Linked DNA regions of Homo sapiens: region 1 is linked to region 2. A link is an interaction called in ENCODE POLR2A ChIA-PET data of the cell type or tissue named here. Cell type or tissue: A673. All regions are shown on one strand.

What was found. Peaks named below come from ENCODE experiments on the same cell type or tissue, not always from the same donor. Only the 100,000 strongest peaks of a DNase experiment are listed, where the experiment ranks them.
Region 1: POLR2A ChIA-PET joins it to region 2 with 12 read pairs; 2 of 35 experiments call an interaction of 5 or more read pairs at or near these places.

The regions. Positions count from the first base shown.
Region 1 is chr11:36,694,809-36,702,808 of GRCh38, forward strand. It overlaps the pseudogene LOC100422241. Among named protein-coding and RNA genes, the nearest start is that of RAG2, 100 kb to the left of the region's middle. In A673, a CTCF peak has its summit at 7,996 (motif pointing right); a DNase peak (open chromatin) is centred at 4,643.
Region 2 is chr11:36,769,462-36,777,461 of GRCh38, forward strand. The region is part of intron 3 of LOC107984326 (a long non-coding RNA gene); the gene reads left to right. Among named protein-coding and RNA genes, the nearest start is that of RAG2, 180 kb to the left of the region's middle. In A673, no CTCF peak of the experiment used is centred here; no DNase peak of the experiment used is centred here.

The DNA of each region.
Region 1 (8,000 bases), 75 kb before region 2:
AACAAACCCTACGTCTCATTTGCTGGCTCCAGGTCACTTCTTTGGCCTCTTGAAACTAGTACCATCCCCATTGTAGTTGATAGGGGTTTGCCATGACACCAAGAAATTCTTCAAGTGTAAGTAAATGTATGGAAACTGTTTGTTTATTTCTAGGGTTTAAAGTATGTTGTGCCATTAAAACAATGAAAAACACTTTCAATGAGGAAATCTCTGAATATTTTGCGACAGAATTTTTTAAAATAGATCATCGGGGTGAGGTAGGGTGGTAGATTTATACTAATGTCAAAGAGACCCCTTTCTTTACTATTTGTATCCTGACTTCTTGAAAATCACTGAACTTGTTGGTTTCTCCCTTTCTTAACAGAAGGGTCATGGTTTCAAGAGAAGTCTCTCTTCATCAGAGAAAGTTTTATGAAAGTCAGGAGGGCCTGGAGAACTGTGCTTAAGCCAGATGTTTACTGTACTTTGAGATACATTGAGAAGATGTTAAACAGCTTCCAAAAGCCTGTAATTGATTAATATGAGTTATGTAATCCTCATTTCTCAGATGGAGAAATCAGGCCTATAATAGTTAATGTTAGAGGTTATCCAGGATATTGTAGAATTATTCTATTCTTCCTGATATTTAATTTCTATTTGGTTTTATTTTAACCTAAGGCAACTAAACATTCAGATACATTTAATTATTTTAATTCTATGGCATAATGTAAAATATCTTAAAATCACATATGTAATAAGCATGCAATATGTAAAATCTGGAACACACTTGCAAAGCACAAAGGAAGAAAAACCTCTTGCCAATCGAGTAAACTTCTCTAACAAACATAGGAGAAAAAAGTGTTATTATTGAATAAGCATTGAACCAGAATGGGATACACATCCCAGGCAATCCATTAAGTGATTTTGGCAAAGACAGAAAGAAGTCTCATGCTTTTACAAAGCCAGGCAGATGCAACCCATTACATACATGTTTTCAAGATAAACAAAACTGATCCTCAAGAGGACTTGCCGGCACCATTTGTTATAGGCAGTTCGTTCTAAAATCACCTGGAATTTCGGGGTGATCATCCGCATTTGATAATAGCCTTTATCCAAGGGAAAAACGAAATTCCCACCTCTTTATGATAGGAGGGAGACTTGCAATTTGGATCCAGGCATCAATTGAAGTTAGGTTCCTACCCTGCCCAGGAAACTGAGAGATAGGAGCCTTAACTTCCTTAATGATTATATTTCAAAGAGATGGTTCCCAGGTTCTTGTGGAAACATTCCTGGGTTGTAAAATTGGTAAGAGCCTTCTTTAGCTTTTAAAAATATTTATATACATTTCAAAGTAGCAGAGTAAGAGCTTACACTTACTAGTTTTCTAAGGTAAATGCCCAAAGAAGAGGGCAAGGGGGAAGGTCTCTTTCCTTTTTCTTTGCAACAAAAAGAATTGGCTTTTTTTTTTTTTTTTTTTTTTTTTTTTTGTCTGATTTGTATTTGCCCTTCCATGCATAGTGTCAGCATCTCCGTGATCCCAGCAGGGCCCAGAGCCTGCCACGGGCCTCAAAGAGGAGAGCTGCAGAGATTGAGCAGATATTCTAGGCACAGGGAATGAGGTAAATTATTTGTAGTACTTTGTAACTTTTCTGTTGAAGAAGTCTGTCCTGAGAAAAGAGTTTTTCTCCCTTAAATTTGACCCTTTCTTAGAAGACAGCCCTAAGAAACTGAGTCCTATGGCTAATGAGACTAACAGCATTTGTGATGCACACAGCCTTGCTCTGGAAGTCTGTCTAAAGCAAAGCCAGTGGAATTTGATGTCTTAGCCCTAATTGTTCCTGTGGGGGACCATTCCTGACCTGTTGAGGGCCATGAGCTCATCTCTGCTCATTGTGATGCCCCGACAAGGACAAGTCTGCAGGACACCCAGGAGGACCCGATGCTGTGGTTAAAGCCTCGTAAAGGGAGAGCCTGGAATAGAAAAGCAAGTAGGAGGGGCTCCCAGTGAAAAGTCTGGAGATGGGGAAAATCACGGTTGGGTTTGAAGGGATCATAATCCAGATGACTGGGGAGGCTCAGGAACAGAAGGAGCTCGATAGAGCTGAGGCCGGCAATACCTGGAGGGCCTTTTGAAAGAAAAATATCAACTTGGTACAGACTTGCACTCCATGGACAAATCCGTCTCTGATCTTTTCAAGAAATTTGAGAAACAGAAGGTGACTAAAGGCCGTGGAGAGCTTGAAGAATCACTGAGGCTGTGTGTTGAGGATTACAGAGCGAGAATCAGAAAGGCAGGCTGGAGATGCTGTTGGAAACCAGACTATGCCGCCCCCAGATACACTTCTTTGGCATATTTTGAGCCGGTTATTCAGAAAAACTGCAGACACAGAAATAGCACTGAAAAGCTATCATCTTATAGAGGAAATTTGCATCTATCCACATTGGTAAAGCAAACAGGGGATGCTGGCAGAGGTTTTCTCTGAGGTCCCCTATTCTAGGTCTAGGAAAGATGATCTCACAGGCAAAGGAGACTGAAGGTCAGTCACTTTTGAAGGTCTGGCAGAGGAACTTAATCACAAGCTCCCATCTCTTCTTTCTGAGGGCTGCTCCCTGAGATAATTCAGCATAATAAGACAGGTTGTGCTTATCCATGGCTTCCTCCCCTTATCCCCCCAGAATCTGTCACCACCTTCCCCCAGGAGCCCTAGCCTCTAGTTTTTTGTACAGTTATAAAAATTTCAGTCGTCAGTCCTTCTTCGGGTCTTCTATTTCATGTGGCTTCCATGTGCATGCACACATAATAAATTTGCATACCTTTTCTCCTGTTAATCTACTATCATTTTGTTTTATAGCCTCGAATGATCCAACCTTCAAGGAGAAAGAGAATTATCTTTGTCTCTATGCTATTAAGTACTGAAGGTTTGTACAAGAGAGAAATACGATTTAGCATGTGAGTTAATCGTGCAGGTCTAGAGGGAAGGCCCACATGGAGGCCATGGCTTTTCAGGCCAGTCTGATGGAGCAGATGTAGATCCATTCACTGAGGAAGGCCGTGGAGCAGGAGACTAAAGAAAACAATGAGAATCTGTGATCTGATTTCAGAGGCGGAAAAACGTGTCAGTGACAGGTGACTTTCTCTCTTTCCTCCTGTCTGTCCATCTGTCTGCCTGACCCTGTCCACAAGCAGTTCTCCTGGACTCTCTTCTTGTGTTTTCCTTTTGGCAGAAATCTGAGTGATTCTCAAATGAGATACCTACAGAAAACTAAGTATAGGAAATTTTGACTTCTGGATGTTACACTTCGTGCTCTATTTGGCTTATTAAATGTTGATGCTAATCTTTTTTTAAAAGCAAAGAAAAACACACAATCCAGAATAACATTGGAAACATTTAGTTCTGCATCCTCTAAGTCTCTATGTAAGTGGACTCTTTCTTTTTTTAAATTATTTTTTAATTTTTTTATTTTACTTTAAGTTCTGGGATACATGTGTAGAACATGCAGGTTTGTTACATGTGTATACATGTGCCATGGTGGTTTGCTGCACCCATCAACCCACCTAGGTTTTAAGCATCGCATGCATTAGGTATTTGTCCTAATGCTCTCCCTCCCCTTGCCCCCCACCCCCCGACAGGCCCCGGTGTGTGATGTTCCCCTCCGTGTGTCCATGTGTTCTCATTGTTCAACTCCCACTTATGAGTGAGAACATGCGGTGTTTGGTTTTCTGCTCCTGTTTTAGTTTGCTGAGAATGATGGCTTCCAGCTTCATCCATGCCCCTGCAAAGGACATGAACTCATTCTTTTTTATGGCTACAAAGACTTGGAACCAACCCAATGCCCATCAGTGATAGACTGGATAAAGAAAATGTGGCACACATACAAAATGGACTTTCTTTTCTTTTCTTTTTTTTTTTTTTTGAGATGGAGTCTCGCTCTTTCACCCAGTCCGGACTGCAGTGGTGCTATCTGGGTTCACTGCAAGCTGCACCTCCTGGGTTCATGCCATTCTCCTGCCTCAGCCTCCCGAGTAGCTGGGACTACAGGCACCTGCCACCGCGCCCAGCTAATTTTTTTGTATTTTTAGTAGAGACGAGGTTTCACCGTGTTAGCCAGGATGGTCTCGATCTCCTGACCTCGTGATCTGCCCACTTCGGCCTCAAAATAGACTTTCTTAAATTACATCTACCACTCTCTTAAAGGGTCTTAATGAAACCAGTGCAGACATGTTTGATTTGATATAAGATTTTTTGGTAGCATGTACTTCACATATAGAAGCCTGCACAGAACAAGACATTTTGCATAATAATATTTAATTAGTGGATGTTTGCTTCGAAAAGCCTTATGTGACCCGTGAAGCAATCAAAATAATTATGGGCACAAATTGCATATGCAAAATTGAGACCCTGTAGGTGTCCTCATCCACTCTGCTTATACCTCAGGGAATTGTTGGATCCTGGAAAAAGGGCTGTCTGCAGCCATGGGCGTGCAGTGGTGGCTTGCTTTCTCTTTGCTTCAGTGCTTTCCCTTTAAGCAGCAGGGAGATTAAAAAATAAAAATAAAGAACTTCACAATAGCAGAGGAGGAAGAGGAATGAGAAGTCTGCAGAGTGCCTTTTGAACTACCAGCTCTAGCATTTATTGCCTTCGCCGCTCATTTGTGCAAGTCTGATCTTGCCCTTTATTATCCAAGAGTAGAGTCCTTCTTCCTGTTAGATTGAGGTTCCTCGAAGCCACAAACCATGTCGTATCCTCTGTGCTGCCTGTAGTACTCTAATGGTGAAGATGTAGTGGATACTCAGTAAGGATCTGGAGAATTGAACTGACGAGCCGTGATAGAGTACAATAGGATGGTATTTTTGAGATTTCTTTTTCTTTTGCACTTACCTACACATAATCTCTGTAGTTTACTGGAGCATCCTCCTACCTCTTAGAATGGTTACAAGAGGGATACAAAAAGTTAGTATTCCAATTTTGATATTTAAAGTAGTATTTTTTGGTTCTGCAGTAAAACAAAATTTTAGATGCTTTAAACTCCTTTTACTCCTTCCCCTGGCTTTTTGTTTGTTTGTTTTTACCAGATCAAGAAGTAGGCCGCAGGTGATTAAAGCGTTAAGATTTTCCAAGTGTAGAGGCTACTCCCCTTGCCTGACAGCAGGCAGGGCACAGGATTTAATGCCCCAAAGGAGAACAATTGTCAGAAGAAGCAAAAACTCAAGTCTACCTATTCTTACATGGCATTGTCAAAAGAGGGGGCGCAGGGAATGAGGAAGGGGTGAACACACAGGTTTTGATTTTTTTTTTCCTGGGCCTGAACCCAGAAGATGGGAAGTGCATGCATGTGTGTGTGTGTACCACCAGCGTGCTTGTTATTCTAGGAGTGGATTTGTTTCACAGGTTGCCCCTGTAGCATTCTGTGGGCAGCTTCATTAAAGGACGCTTGTCAGCATAGCCTGGTTAGGCTGAGGAGAACCTGGGTTTGGCTTTCCTGAATCTCTCTTAACTTTCAAATGACTGAATGTTCCTCATGCCCTAGGGCTAGCTGCTGAATTCTGTAGACCCTGACTGGGGAATATGGCAGGAAGGGGTTGCTTTCATGGACAAAGGAGCCACATTGCTGAGGACAGCAGGGCAGGGCTTCCTGGCCAGGCCTTGGGTGTGTCCACCCTGCAAGCAAGAGCTGAGTCTGGCATCCTGAGGTATAACAGCCATAGACTTTACAGAGAGGCCCCAGCAGAATGCCCAGGGCACAAGGTCATGCCTCAGTAGTCTCCAGGGGCCAGCCCAGCCTAGGCCCTCTGCAGCAGATACCAACCTACCTCTCTAGGACTCCAGCCGGCTCCCTCCCTTCTGCCTCCTCAAGGTTGCATGAGCCACATCCTTTCTCCCATATCCAAGATGCATCGTAGGAGGAGCAAGGGAAGGGAGCTCAGTCTCTAAAACCCTGAGCATTTACCCAGGTCATTCAAGCAGAGATGTGATGATGCCCAGGAAGTCTAAATTACTAGGTCAGACAAATATCTATTTCTGTTGCCATCAACTGGGTGAAAGCCTGTGAAGAAGACCAGATCAATTACAGAAGAATAAAAAGGCTATTTATTTTTGTACTTCGGAGTGCAGTATAAGTGAATATTGATCCTGCTACAGTGTGTGGGTTTTTTCATGTTTCTTAAAATTCTTTTAGAAATGAACATTTCCTAGCCTTCTCTGTAAACTCCAAAGTTAGACTCCAGTTTATAAAGGCATCAGCAGGAAGCAGTGCCTCCCAAGGTGGAGGAAATATGGAAAAAAAGATCTTTCCTGGCCGATTCAGAAGAGCTGAGAGTGAGCATGAGAGAATTAGCATGAGTTTGACCAGAGCTGCTAGCAAGCAGATTCAAGCAAACAGATATACATATTCTTTTAAATCTCCTACTGTGCCTTCAAATGGTCATCCCAAATGTTTCATTTTACATTAAGTGCCAGCTTGCCTCTAGGGATGAGGATAAAAGACATTTTGAATTTAACTTCTTAATTAGGAAACACCAAAGCTGTCATTCATACTAGGAGAAAGAAGGAGACTTCATCTCCCACTGCAGATAATGAGACTTTCCAGATATTAATTGTATGTGTGTTTAGCTTTGAAATGTAGTATTTAAAGTTTCGAGAATTAGAAATAGCATAGATATAGAGGACCTGGCCAGGCCCTGTCATGCAGTAGGGTCATTAATAAATGGGGATAACCCTTAAAAAATAGAGTAATCAGATTTTTTGGGGGGGGGATAATAAATTCACTCTTCAGTCTTTAAGTACCACACACCAGCTCTAAGGTGAAGTTGTGAAGAAGTTACTAAGTGACTTATCAGAAGCATCCTGGTTGAAATGAGAGGGAAAGTTGCTACCATTTATTCTGTGCCAGGAACTTGAACATCTTTTCATGCAATACCACATTTAATCCTCTTGCTATTCTCATAAAGTAGAGAAATATGTATTGATTCTGGTTATAAGAAAACTGAGGCTCCAAGAGTTAAACTGACCTGTCCACATTACCAGCTGATGAGTGTGAGGGTTGGAATACAAACCTAGATCTGAGACCCATGCTCTTTGTGTAATACCACCCTGCTGCCTCATGGGAAAGGTGAGAAGATCTCACAAAGGGATTCCACAATTGTACTTTGTACTTCTCCTCCTTGGTAAAAACTGATATCCATGATAGATTTTTAAAAATGAAATATGTCCTCCCTCTTAGATGGCCAGCAACATGTTTGCTGGGGCCAGGTCTGTTTTATTACTTATCCAAAACACATGGCCCAATGCTTGGTACATTGTACGTGGTCAAGTTTTTCACTGACTGATTATAAGTGAGCATATGCTATTGGAATCTAGAAAGTAAACTAATGCAAATTTGGGGGAGATTGTTTTTTGCAGATACATAAGTTTACTGATATGTCTTTGATTCATTTCGAAAATTCTTTCCCTAAAGGTATCGATGGATTGTCAGACTCCTTGATATTTACACTAATCATAACTCCTACATGATTAATAAACAAGTAAAAAATGTTGAAGATCAGGCAGGTGAACTGCTGGAGTGATCACTGTTAGAGTTTCTGAGTTTCTGTTCTTTTCCAGGATAAGATTTGGTTCCTAATGGTTGGGCGTGGGCTCTGAAACTTGGAGAATCAGAAAGGGAATAGAACCTGTGATTTAGATTGCTGAGCCACACTTAAATGGCTGTCAGCTGAGATTCAGGAATGGCAGAGGCTGATTCAGCTGGAGTCATACAGCAGCTACTATTAATAACAAGACGAGCAGAGTGGGGAGAGAACTCAATGAATCGAACAAGAGGGGACAATGGGAGCTCAGGAGGGTAAACCCGATTACCCAGTTACTACTGTGTCTTGTGTCCATCTGGAAATAGGCCTTGTCTCTTCCCTACCAGCTGAATTCTCAGCTGAAAATGCAAAGGTCAAACACTTAGAGAAGCCTGTTTTAATGGGGGTGGATATTATTTCTGCCTCAGCCATTTTCAGCTGGAAACCACAAGATGGC
Region 2 (8,000 bases):
TTACAATGGTCACTGCCACAGAGACTGTGCCAACTCTACCTTTTTACCCTCATCCTTTATTCCTCTGAGCCCAAGGATGAAGAGCTTTGAGGCCATTTCTAGAATCATGCTGTGTGGGGAGGAGTAGATGGTGTGGGACACAGCTGATGGACACATCCCTGTCCCTACTGCAGGCTCCAAGACTGAGGAATGCCTCGGGAGCAGGGGAGGGAGAAATCTTACATTGCATGGGTTTTGAGTTTTGATTATTACATTGGATGAGGTATTTTGATTACTGAAGTGAGACTATTCTTGACCTGAAGGGACCAGGAAGTCATGGGCCTGCCTGACAGTCAACTGGGCTGAGGATAAAGGGATTCACAGAGTGTGCTTAACTGGGGATATGAGAAAGACTAAAGATGCATTATAATTGCACCCTATCCCATACAGCCCATTCTGCACCGTGAGTTCGTTAGTAAATGAACTAATATCCCTCTTTATAGCAATGCTCTGGGGGCTAAACATTTGCTGGAATTCCTAAGAAAAGATTTCGGTCAATCTCATCACAGTGTGTGGGTCTCTATGGGACCTTGTAATTCTTCCTATTCACTCTCTATTAATGACAAAATGTGCAATATTTATAACCCTGACTACTAGAGCTCTGAAAAGACAGAATGCTTTTTGTTTCTGAACTTGACTGTTGTAAAAAAAGCAACAATTTATGATATTCCTTATAAAGGTTTGATCAACCAGGACATATAAAGAGTGTGATCTGGGTTCAATACAGATACAATCCAATAACCCAAAATTTCTAGATTGCATTATAAATAGTAAGAATTGATGTTTACAGTAACATCCATAGGGTACCCAGGATCCTGAATCTTAGACATGAATATTTTTCAAATGTCTTTCATCTCTACCAGTATTACTCTAGTCTAGTCTAAACCACCATGAGTTTGTACTTTGATTCTAGGGTAGCCTCCTGATTGGTTTTCCTTCTAATTTTGTCTTCCTCTAAACCATTCTTGACATGGCAGCAGAGTGGTTATACACTTATTCATGTTAGATTGTGAGTGTTAACTAAGAAATTGCTTATCATAGAGTCTGGCTTATTATAGATGCTCAATAGTAAATACTCATATTACTGCAGACTCCTCTACCACTAGCTCTTTTCCCCATAATAACAAATGGCTACCCCACAGCCTATTATTTTTTCATCATTATCTTCATCATTTCCTTCTACATCATCCAAGTCTTTTTAGGACCAAATCTAAATGTGCTAATGGCTTCATGATCTTCCTCTGCTTACCTTTCAGGACTCATCTCTTGCCATTTGTCTCCTTGTATCTAACACTCCAAACAAATTGAATATTTTAGTTCTTCAGAAATTCCTTGTTCTCTTTCAATTCCATGTCTCTGCACATGCTATTTCTTCTGCATTGAGCACTCTTGGTCCATGTTCGGCTATCACTTCTCAGAAACTTTCCCTGCTCCCTAAACCCTGGGTTGAGTGACATTCCTATGTGTTCCCATGAACCCTCTACTTCTCTTGTCATAATGTATGTCCTGCTATACTGTGATTGCTCCTTTACTTGTCCATATTCCCTTTCTACCATAAACTTTGTGAATGCAAGGACTGTAAAAAAAATCTGTGTAGGTCAGTTTCACAGCTCCACAGTGGCTTATAGTGGATCCTCAATGAATGAATGAGTAAATGAATGCAAGAATGAATTTACAATATAACAAAGTAAGAGTTATTATTTATTGTGATTCAATATAGAGAAAAATCTTAACTATATTTCTGCTAGTTGAAAAAGAAAAAAAAATTGGAGAGAAAAAAACATTGAAATAAAAAGTAATTCTCTTTGGCAATCAGCTGACCAGAAGGTTCAAATATATTGAACTCCCCATGCCATCCTTGAGCATGTCTGCTAATCAGCGTTTATTGTTTTTTTTTCTCTACATGGATATGATTGAACCTCTGTTGTTACCCATCAATCCTGAGAGATTTTACCACTGAATTTGAATCTTTGCATGCCTTTTCTCCTGCCTGTCTAATACAGCTTTCTCAGTTTTCACAAGATGGATGGCATGGTAGAAGCCCTTGATATAGAATCAGGGGATTTCACATTGCATGAGACTTTCAAAAATACTTGGAAAAGTCGTTCTGCACCACAGATTCAGAGCTTGAAGGGAAATCTCTGAGCTGAGCACTTTATGTGCATTTTCACATTTCATCATAACCAATGGCTGCCTTCGGTGAAAGTCTGATATCACACTGATAAACACCTGCTGGTGTCTTGTTATGTGTCTGTAGCCTCTGTTAAAATCATCAGCTAGTTGGAGACAGCACTAGGTCTTACTCATTTTTGTATCTCCAGACTTCAGTGTGATTTTTATTTCCTGGAGCTAAATTCTCCCATAATCAAAATAAAGAAGCAGGACTGGAGAACTTCTAAGAAAAACATCTAGCTTCAGACATTTTATCTCATTTTTAGGTCAGGCATGTGATAACTGCCATATTATCTTTTAGGTAATATTGGGAATTTATACTAATGGCAATCACTATCGTGGATATTACAAAACAATAACATCAGTGAGCCTTTCTCTTTTTTTTTATTGCTGTTTCAGCAACCCCTAGAATATTGTCTAGAATATAGTAGGCACCTGACCAGTATGTATTGATTGCAATAATGAACTATTCATTTCTGAGCATCTTTGGTGTCATCCTGTGTAAGGGTTTTACATAAGTTATTTCATTTTATGCTCAAAAAAATTCTAAAAGACAGACATTATTCTAACCACTTTAGAGATCACGAAACTGAGACTAGGCGAGGTTTAGAAAACTGGCCATGTTTTCCCAGCTAATAACTAACAGAACCAGGACCAGGGTTTGGATTCAATTTGGACTAACTCTGAAGCTTGTGCTTTTTCCAGAGTGTCATACCACTCATTTGTAGCATTCTAACTCCCTGATAATCTTAGCAGGCTTCCTCCTGAGAGTTCAAATCTGGTGCATTTTTGTACAGGAAATGATAATGGGGAGAAGCCTTGGGAGAAGAAACTAGGAAAGAATAATAATCCTCATTGTAAAGATCGCCATCACAATGTAAAAAGATCTGCTTCTTCAAAAAAAAAGGTGGACCCTAAAAAAGATAATAAAGATTTAATCCAGCTATGCAACTATAAAACCTCCCCAAGGTTATTAACTTGCAAGGAATAACTCAGATTCTTCCTGAAAAAACAATGAATCCCATATTTCTTCTTCATAGAAGAGGCCAAGCAGGCAGTTGTTGATGTTCTTTATTAGCAAGCTTACAGCATTGATAGCCTTCCTTTCCCCTTTTTATCTTCTCTCCTCTTATCGGCTAGTCTGATCAGAACCAGAGCACTGGGGATATTCTTTTATTTCTTTTCATTTTATGATACTGTTGTTATCACATAGTTTATGGTTCCCCTTGTCTGTGTCATGCAAGCTGCCATAATTCAGCCGCTACATCACGTTCATTAATCTAAAGAATTTTGAATTTTGCTGTGAGTTCTCTAATGATTTGTCCACAGTGGAATGTTTTTGAAAGAAAAGAAATTAATTTAAAAAGTTTTATTTTTTTAATGTGGCAACTGGAAAATTTAAAATTGTACATGTTGGCTGGCTCGGTGGCTCATATCTGTAATCCCAGCACTTTGGGAGGCTGAGGTGGGTGGATTGCTTGAGCCTAGGAGTTCAAGACCAGTCTGAAGTACATGGCAAAACCCTGTCTCTACAAAAAATACTGAGGTGGGAGGATCGCTTGAGCCTGGGAGGCAGAGGTTGTAGTGAGCAGAGATTGTGCCACCACACTCCAGCCTGGGTGACAAAGCAAGACACTGTCTCAAAATAATAAAAAAATTATTCATGTGGATCACATTGTATTTCTACCGGACATCATTGGACTGGACCCTGGGTCACCATCATCTCTTGAACCCACCACCCACAATAGTCCATGATTTATTTCTTAAAGTTGCAAAAGCCCCAATTTCTCTGCCTCTGTGCTTTTATTTATGCTATTCAATTTCAGCTGTCAGGTTGCCCCTCTAATCCACACACTGAAATTTTGTCCCTCTTTCAGGCCTAGCTAAAAATACAGTTACCTTTGAAAATATTTTTTAATGCCCCTCCTCAGGTTTTCCATGCTACTTTATTGATATTTCCAGTTTGGAACGTGTATTTTAGGGCTAACAAACCCCTGGCATCCATGCGGATACTGTCCTCTACTTTGTCCATAGCAGACATTGCTAATCTATCACAGCGCTGTCATAGTGAACCTGATCTTTTTATGAGAATCCCCAGTACAGCACTCCAGGCAGCTACTTTCAAAGGATCAGAGGAGAGGCATGGTTTGAAACGTTGAAGTGCATGAATAGACTGGATGCCCTAGAGGTCTAATATTAACTGTGTGAAAATTTCCTGTTCAAGTAGAACTCTCAGGGAGGGATCCAACATCATTGCTTTCAAGAGAGAATGGGTGTGAGGGGCCATATTTTTTGCATAGTATCTTTCTTTTCTTTTCTTCTGATATACCAATTAATTGTTTTACAATCGCTTTGCCATTTTCTGCATCTTTCTTTCTCTCTCTATATGTATATATATAGAATCTATATATATCAATATCTGTATCTATCTATCTATATATAACTTAGGCAATGTGACTCTTTCAAAGCCGATTGGTTGCTGAGGATTCTAGCTAAGGACTATTTTGGGATGTTGTAAGCAATGGAATACCTCCATGCTGAGACAAAGCTCTTCAGTGGTACAAACATAGGAAGCCTCTCTTTTTATCCCTTTTGTTATAAAGGTTGTCTTGGTGATGGGAAAGGTTAGAGTTGGAAGAAAACTGGAGAAGAGAAAACAGTTTTATAAAAGTTTCTTTTTCTCAACCAGGAAGGAAGAAGTATTACTTCTTTCTTCCTGTGGAGTGGGTATTATGTGATTAACATAATTCCCCAACTTTCTTGAGCTAATCATTCATTGCTGATCTTGAACTCCTGGCTTTAAGCAATCCTCCTGCCTTGGTCTCCCAAAGCACTGAGATTACAGGCATGAGCCACCACACCTGGCCTTGTTTTATTTTTCTTTTGTATTTGTGTGACTGATACAGGAGAGGAAGAAATGCCAGGCGCTCTGGCTAAACATCACCACCAAAACCTTTAATACAGATAAAAAGACAACAGCATTACATGATTTGCTTTCAAGGAATGTGAAATCTAGTTGATGAAGTGAGATAAGCAGAAGACAAATTACAGAAGAGTGAAATAACAGGGTGACAGAGCAATAGAATGGATGGATTAGGAAATAATGTTGCCCAACACGTGATGCAGAAACTAAGTGCTATGGCTCATCAGAGAGGAATATCCCTGTTGGGAGGAGTACAGATTTTAACATGAGTGTGCCCTTCTTCAGGAACTCATGCCAAAAGACACATCATAGGTGACACAGTATTGTGGTAATAAAGCCCAGCTCTTGGCCAGTATTAAAGTCAGACCCACTGGATTCCCAGTGTATTGATGCCTTAAAATCCAGTGAGAGGATGCTGGCTCTGGACTTACAGGGCTGTTGGAGAATAATAGAAAGAGAGAATGTTTCTTCTGTTCAGTGAAGAAAAGTGTTTTTTGGCAGATGGAGAAGAGAGGGAAAACCATGTTGGCTACAGGAATCAGATACAGGATTTTTTCTCCTTCAGCTTTCTGGCTTAGCTCTGGCCTCATCAGAACACAGGCCCTTTTCCCTGCTTACTTCCCAAACAATTCTGGCCAAAGGGAAGAGTCTCTGTTAGATTATATCTGGGATGAAGCAGAGCAGAGACACTTATTCCTGAGTGGAATAAGATTCATGATGCCAGGGGTGGGAAGGAACCTGATGTCTTTGGAGATATGACATAGCCTCATAGGAATGTTTCTGTAACCACTGTAGCTGAACTGACAGGGACAATGCCAAGACACGCATAAGAAAACCCAGTAATTAATCTATGGAGACACCTTTGCAACAGATCAAATTCAAGATAAGGTATCTCATGGCATTTCAATTCTGTTTAAAACTGGTATAAAATTGGCATCAGAAAATGACCTCTTTGATGCCAGGGAAGGTCCATAATGCTACTGTGAGCTGCCCCCCTCTCATCAATCTGCCTTAGTCTGTTTTTTCTTTTTAAAAATTTTACTGAATTTTAATTTTTTTCAGCACTGGACTTGAACTGGGGCACAGAAGTTATGAACACTCCCAATGATAAGTGGGGATATCTAGAAACTCAGCCAATGTTATTCTATGTTTTCTAAATCATATGGAAAACATGAAATTCTACATGGACTCCTAAAGAAAGAATTAGATCTGAGTTCAGTTTTTTTTCTTTTTGTATAAACCACTTCTTTTCTCTGCACATCATAAAACAATTAGCCCCATGAAACAATGATATCTATCATTTATTGAGCATTTTAAAAGCACTAACGACAGCATTTAAGTACTTTATACTCATTACCTTGGTCCATCTCCAAAATAACCCCATGAGGTATGTGCAATCATCATTGCAATTTTAAAGGCAAAGAGTGGAGATTTAAGTAAGATTAGGTAATTTGCTCAAGGCAGTTAGTAGCAGAGCCAGATTCAAACTTACGTAGTCTTACTACAAAATCCACACTCTCCACATCTATGTTATACTGTTTCAACTAAAGACTTCCCCAGCTCCCTTTCAACAATAAATGTCAACGATCCTGTGAGTATTTATTTCATTGGGTATTGATAGCAACTACTTTCAGAGCCATGAGGTCTGGGGGATGGTTTTTTCTGACTTGGTTCTCACATTTTATATTTTTTTGAGTTATTCTAATTTGGTGTAGCATAACAAGACATGCAGTCTACTAATATTCACTAATATTTACTTTGTGTTTCAAAGTTAAGAAAAAAAAAAACCTCTTGTCCATGGAATTTGTCCATAGAATTTTTCATTTCATCTTTACAGCAGGCTGTTGGATTAGGAAGTAGGCAAGGTAAATGTTACTATCCTTATTTTGTAAGGGCTTAGAGAGTTAAAACATTTAGCTAAGGTTGCTCAGCTAGTCAATATTGGAGCCAGGAGTGGAATCCTGGTTTTCCTAGCATATTGTGTTACGTTGTTTTGGGATTCTAGGAAAATCCATCTTGTCCTCCTAGATGATGTCCTGGAACACAAGGTAAGAACTTGGAGAAAACCCCTGCCATTATTTCTTCTGAATACTGCGAAAATTCCTTTTCTGCAGTGTCTCAAATGTATTTGAGAGCTTCTGTGTACTCTTGTAGGACAGAATTCCATGAAGCTTAACTGGTATTTGCCAGGTGGCTGAGCCCTGGATGAGAAGCATACAGCACAGGGAAAATGAACTAGAGTAAAACAGCTACATCACAAAGGAGTCCTGATGCAGATTTTTCCTAGGCAGACGCTCCATTGTTCTGTAATGTCCCTTGTTTGTGGGGTGGGCATTGGCCATTTAGCCAGACAGCTTAAGCATGGCAGTGGGGTGGGGGGGTGGGGTGGGGCGCGGGCATCTAAACACAGCCTAGTTACCTTTCTTTGATCACAAGGAGAAACAAGGGTATCAAATACCAGAATACCTGATCGCTGGACAGCATCTCACTGATGGGTTTGCTGACCCAGGCAGCCTCATTGTCATTTTTGAGACACACTTTGTGCTTTCCTCCCACAGATGTGGCTGGAGGCTAAGCATGCATTTCCACCAGACCCTCACTCTGTGGTTTTGGAGATGGGCAAATATTCCTCCTGGATCACCTGCAAACACTCCAGGGCAGCTGGTGTTCATCCCAGATGTCTCATTCCCTGGAAAGTGGTCATTTCATCCATCAAAAATAGCAGAGACAGCAGTGCAACCTGAGGATTTGCCCCAACGATGTCTGTGCTAAGGATTTGCCAGGACTCACACTGCAGTTTGACTGAGCAGATTAGTGAGGATGATTCAAACCCAAATCTGATAGTACCCAAGAGGATAGTGATGGA